Regions from separate parts of the Mus musculus genome. Here region 2 is linked to region 1. The links are chromatin loops, found by intact Hi-C in ENCODE. Cell type or tissue: left cerebral cortex. All regions are shown on one strand. Links, peaks and the distances in the headings refer to the core of each region. The heading gives the core; the rest is flanking DNA. Region 1 holds the start of Gm32213 (a long non-coding RNA gene). Region 2 has its middle 63 kb from the start of Ugp2.

Region 1 (2,913 bases), core at 282-2,781:
TGGCAGGATGTGATGCCCGTAAGGGCCCGTTGTTGTTCAGTAGTCTGCTGTAGGTTAGTCTCCAAATGCATTATGTAAAGTTATATGTCCTCCATTTGTAGCCCATCTTATGTTCTGACTGTGCCCCATGCTCACTACAGGGACTTTGAGAGAGTGTCGGAATGATGTAGTACCAGTTCAGAGCCACCCTCAGAGACCCAACCAGTGTTCCCACTGAGAATGGAGCCCAAGTGGCCCCCTTCTTCTAAATATTCATAGGATAATGCAAATCTGCCACTAGCAGTAAAGAGTAGATATAAGCATGTATGAGTATGTTTATGCATGTAAGTAATATGATGTAAGTATGTAAGCAAATAAGAACAGATGATTAGCTGCTAAGGGAAGCATGTCCCCAGGCTGTGGCTGAAAGGATGGAGCAGGAAAAGGGTCCTGATTTACTTCAATTTGATTTGATTTCTTCCCCCACAGAGCCCCTTCAACTCCATCCAGGCCTCTCTGAGTGTTTGCCTCTTTCACACAAGGCAAGTCTCAGCCTGGAAGCATGCAGAACAGAGGACCTGCCATTTGCTGAAGCCGTGTTCCCTGCACTTGGGGATCAGTCTGATTGCTTCACAGACTGAAGGCTTTGGCTCAGCTTGAGAAATGTTTGCATTTTGTTTGTTTTGGGGGATGGCACTTGCTTTTTGAGATAGAATCTTACTATGTAGCCCGGGATAGCCTGATACTCATGGTGTAGACCAACCTAACCTCAAATTTAACTGTGATCCATTGCCTCTGCTCCTGCCTCTGCCTCCTAAATGCTGTAATTACATGTGTGCCCACCAGGCTCGCTTTAACTTTGAAATTTCTGTGTGTGTGGTTTATTTATTCGTACCTTTAAAAAATGCAGCATTTTATAGTATAAAAAGATGATTCAAGAATTTCTTCCCCAGAAAGACATCAACAATGTCAAACCCCCACCCCCATAAGTACCCCAAAACAAACAAAAGCACAGTTCCACCGGATCTCACACTGCGGGACAGACAGACACTATTCTGGAACTCTCACTCGTCCTGGGTGATGGCTTCTCCATAGCCACGTAGATGGAGCTCTCTGCCACCCACCAGTACCTACCTCAGGTCACCAGTGTACGGCAGAATTGTACACACCGGGCTGGAAGCAGCTGAGGAAGCAACCGAAGTCTCAGGTGAAGACCAGCTGCTTCCTTCTCAGAGAGACTGTCCACTGTCAGCCGGCCTGCTTCCGACGGCCTCTCACAAGCACACGGACCTGGCCTGATGAAAACTGAGGCTGGTTTGCCTGGAAGACCAGCATTCAGGACACAAGATGGATTTATTGTAATGATAAGTATTGGGATGCCATCCTACGTCTGTGGTGCAAGGGTACGGTGCCCCCTGCTGGTTTGACTTTGCCCCTGCAGCCTTTTCCTTGTCCAGAGCCTTGAGTCCCAGTGATAGCATGTGGAACTTCACAGGGGAGAAATCTCCCCCAGAGTTAGAAGATGCTCTCACTTTCAGAGACAGTAATGACTGTCTCTGTTAGAGTTATCATGCTCAAAGCTCACTATCACTATCTGCCTTTCTCTTCCACTAGATCTTGTGAAAAGATATGAATTTGTTCACCTACGAACAATTTGTGGACGTCGATTGGACCCTGCTGCTGAGGCAAGAGCTAACCCTGGACATGCCACAGTGAATGAGACACACTGGCTAGCATAGAGGGAGCAGTCCTCTTAGGAACCAACTCCGCATTTGCACTGGCCCTAGACTAAGGCAGAACTATGCTGACCCCTGAAGGTGGGAGGGAGTATTAAGCATCCTGAAAGCTGCCACTGACTGGCTCTGCTCTGGCCTGTAGGTGTCTGCGTGGAACCTCCAGATCTCTGGACGGGGCCCTGCTGTCTCTGCTCTAGCAAAGCCTCACAGGATTGTCTGAGGCACCCTCATGTTTGCGACCGACCCACTAAGTGCAGTGTGGCCTCCCTGGTGGCCCTAACTGAACTGGGCTTCCCAAGATGCCCCCATGAGATGAAAGCACATTTCTGAATGGGCCAATTCTGGTCCCCTTAGCTTTACAACAGGGAACATTAAGATTTGCCCAAGGCAGTTTTCTCAACGACTTTTCTCCCTGACATTCCTAATCTGCTTCAGAGAAGAGTAGAAGATAGTAAAAGAGACCTCCCCGTGGTGCTTGGAGCTGCTGGCAGTGTGGCTTTGAGCTCTGACCAACTGCTCAGTCCAGGAGCCTGCGTTTCTCAAGTCTACATCTAGATCAGCACAGAGCTGTGTTGTAGGCCTGTCACCCTGGCTCTGTGGGTCCTTTGCCTGGTGTTCTTCCAGGATCCATGTTACATCCGACTTTGTCTTCTTTGTTCACAGTAGACTGACTGCCACTCACTCAGAAACAGAACATGTGAAGAACCAGCCCTCCTCCATCTTAGGCTTGAAAGCCATCTTACAGTAAAGACAAACTAGGTTAGTTCCTGTTGATTAATCTCTGTTTCTCAAGGATTAGGCTACACCCCACCTGTAACCTTAACTACAAATGGTTCTGTACTGCCTGTTCCAGGAAGGACAATCATGTCTTTGTTTCAAAAAGTTATCTATAACCATCTTAAAGCCTACTTTTGTTTCCAAAGTGTGTATGACTATCTTTTTACACCCACCTTGGAACCAAGTCTGTGTTTCAGGAGGTGGTCTGTTTGGCCTGCCAAATCCCCTATTTGGAAACCCCTGACCCCTGAGCTGTAAAACCCTTGTCTTCCTCATGTTCAAGGCTAACCTCTCAAGCCCTGTCTTAGGGAGAGGCAGCCTGTGTACAAGAATAGAAAAGCTTGCTTTAATTAATCACTTGCTTTAATGAATTTGGCCATGATTTGGGTCAATGGTCTTCTTCTTCTTCCCATTTTTTGAT
Region 2 (2,913 bases), core at 326-2,825, 640 kb before region 1:
TTCAATAACAAACATTTAAAAGATTATATAGCTATATGTCTTAGTCAGGGTTTCTATTCCTGCACAAACATCATGACCAAGAAGCAAGTTGGGGAGGAAAGGGTTTATTTGGCTTATACTTCCATGTTGCTGTTCATCACCAAAGGAAGTCAGGACTGGAACTCAAGCAGGTCAGGAAGCAGGAGCTGATGCAGAGGCCATGGAGGGATGTTCTTTACTGGCTTGCTTTTCCTGGCTTGCTCAGCCTGCTCTCCTATAGAACCAAGACTATAAGCCCAGAGATGGTCCCACCCACAAGGGGCCTTTCCCCCTTGATCACTAATTGAGAAAATGACTTACAGTTGGATCTCATGGAGGCATTTCTTCAACTGAAGCTTTTTCTGTGATAACTCCAGCTGTGTCAAGTTGACACAAAACTAGCCAGTACAGCTATACAAAGAGAAATTATTGCAAGGCTAAATAAACATACTATAATGTTAATAATAGTACCTCTAAGCAGTTACAATAGTTACTTCCTTATATTTTTCTATACTTCCTACAATTTCCATAATAAATATTTATGCTAATTTAATGAGGACAATGTTTTTTAAGACAAAATTATTTGAGTAAAATAAGATCAACAATATGACCTTTGTGCAGGGCTTTCTGTTGTGAAAGGTGAAGAGAGTAACCAGCTCTCAAAGGACATGTCCAGATAGATCTATGATGAGGACCATTTTGCCTCAGAAGAAAATGAGCTTCAGACCCATTAGTGAGTACTAGGCAGATGATAGAGTGCTTGACTCAGGCAGGAACCTCCAACTTCTCAGATCTACTCCCTCCAGAATGTCTATAAAGAGATGGTATGCATAGAAAGTCAAGTTGAGTACCTGAATGCCCTTACAGAAAATGTCATTTGTCTGCAACAAATTATAAATCATTCCTCTCTCCACCCCTCCTCCTATCTCCGTGTAAAGACCTTGGGCTGGGTTGTTCTGGAACTCACTCTGTAGACCAGGCTGAGCCTCAAGCTCACTGAGATCTACCTGCCTCTGCCTTCCAAGTGCTGGGATAAAAGGCGTGGGTGTGGTTTACAACTCATTAAATTTAGTCCCAGAATGGCCTGGCAATAGCAAGAGGACACTTGAGTAGATTTTATTTTCAGTGGACGTACAACTTTGCTAAGAAGAAAAGGCGGGGAGGGGTTCGGATGCACCACTTCAGGAAAGAATTGTGTATATGTGACTTATGCAGGGTGTTCCACATTAGCTCTGATGAAGAAGCTGCTACATGCAATGCTTTTCGTGCATGGCTCTCTTTTTCCAGGCTGTGACAAGTCTGGGTCACATTTGGTGCATCCTCATAAGCGCCTGTGGAGACCTGTTTTCAACTTCCAGTCCAGTCTGGAGTTCCCAAGGGAAGTTATTACTTCGTTTGGCCTCACTAGCCCAAGACTTCACAGTGATTCATGTCTAGCAGACAGGGCTGGCCATCTAAATAGTATGCTTTTCTTGACCTTTCCCACAACCACTCCTAGAACCCAGGGAAAGCTGCCTGCCCTAGAGCAGCCACTCCTGTGGCCCCCACCCTCATTCCCAAAGGAGCTTCAGGAGAGCTTCCCTCCTTCCTACTGCCTTACATCGCCTCATTGCTGAGGCTCTGGCTACCTTAAGGTGGCAGCTCTGAGCAGGATTCTTCTTGAGCTCAGAAATAGTGCTTAGATTTAAAGCAAGCAAGCAGGCAAAGAACCTGTTCAAAATATCTTCAGTTTGTATTAAGAAACAAACATGTTTTTCATTGAATCCTACAGTTTCAGTTGCAATCTTAAGAGTCTTCAAGCAATCTTCAGGGCTCTTAAGAGAACAGGCCAAACAAATGCATAAGTATTAAACTGAAAGAAAGTATAAGACACCAGCTGCCAGAGTTACAATAGCCCTGGGTCCTCAGAGGCTGGTGCTCAGCTGCCAGGTGAGCGAAGCTTTCTTTGAAGCAGCCCCTCTGGGCTGCACCTTAAAGATAGGCTGGGTTTTCACAGACCAAGCTAGGAAGGGGAGGCAGGGAGAATGAAGTAGATAGATGGAAAAAATGGAGTTGTGAAAGAGTGAGCCTTTGGGTGGCAAAAAGTCCTGTTTCTGTAACTGAGGGATCCTGTAGCTAAGATGAACCTAAAAAAGATGACATGAGTCTATTGTAAGATGCACTCGATTGCAGAAATGTTTGCAATGTTTTTTATATAAAAATACACGTCTTGATGAAATCACCTATGTTGAAATTAAAAAGCATTACACGGTAGAAGTTCTCAAAAACCAGGTAAAAAGGGTAGATAATAAAAACAAACAAACAAACAACACCAGGGAGCCTCCAAAGGCTTCTAAGGAGAGGTGTAATGTTATGCCTACAGAGTTCTGGTTTCTTGGATAAGCCTGGTGTGGGATAGTTTGTGTTAGAACCAGCACACTAATATAGGTGGAGGGCACCAAAGGAGGGTGTGGGAATGGAAAGGCTTAGACACCGGAAAGTTTATGTGAGACAACTTCACAGGGAGGCAACTGAATGAGAAATCCAAGATGGAATGAAGAATCTTATTGTTTCCTTGGTGTATATTTTTCTTCTGAGAAATCTTTCTTTCTGCCATGGACCTGCTGTGTAATCCAGGCTGGCCCTGAACTTCAATCTGCCCTCCTCTCCTTCCCCCTCCTCCTCTCCCTCCTCCTCCCTTTTCTCCTCCCCACTCTCCTCTCCCTCCTCCTCCTGGATGTTGAGATAAAAGGCTTGTGCTTACCACACCCTGCTCATCTTCTGATTTTTACTTCATAATGCAATTTTTAAAAATTCTTTTCTTCCTCTGTCTAGTTTCAAAATATGTGAGTCATCAAAGCAAGCAAGCAAGCGACAGTCAAACACTGTAAGAGACATTGCAAGCCATAGGGGCAG

The links. A loop is a pair of places that touch in the nucleus more often than their neighbours do. Peaks named below come from ENCODE experiments on the same cell type or tissue, not always from the same donor. Only the 100,000 strongest peaks of a DNase experiment are listed, where the experiment ranks them.
Region 2: a loop joins it to region 1, with 2.2 times the contacts of the local background. A loop is called at or near these places in 2 of 42 quality-filtered maps.

What each region holds. Positions count from the first base shown.
Region 1 is chr11:20,793,272-20,796,184 of GRCm38, reverse strand. Gm32213 (a long non-coding RNA gene) reads right to left here and starts at 1,565. Exons shown (of 3, transcript XR_872288.3): 1 at 1,114-1,565. In left cerebral cortex, for the core only: CTCF peaks have their summits at 1,403 (motif pointing left) and 1,767; DNase peaks (open chromatin) are centred at 1,400 and 1,793.
Region 2 is chr11:21,432,602-21,435,514 of GRCm38, reverse strand. No RefSeq gene overlaps it. Among named protein-coding and RNA genes, the nearest start is that of Ugp2, 63 kb to the right of the region's middle. In left cerebral cortex, for the core only: a CTCF peak has its summit at 1,655; a DNase peak (open chromatin) is centred at 1,667.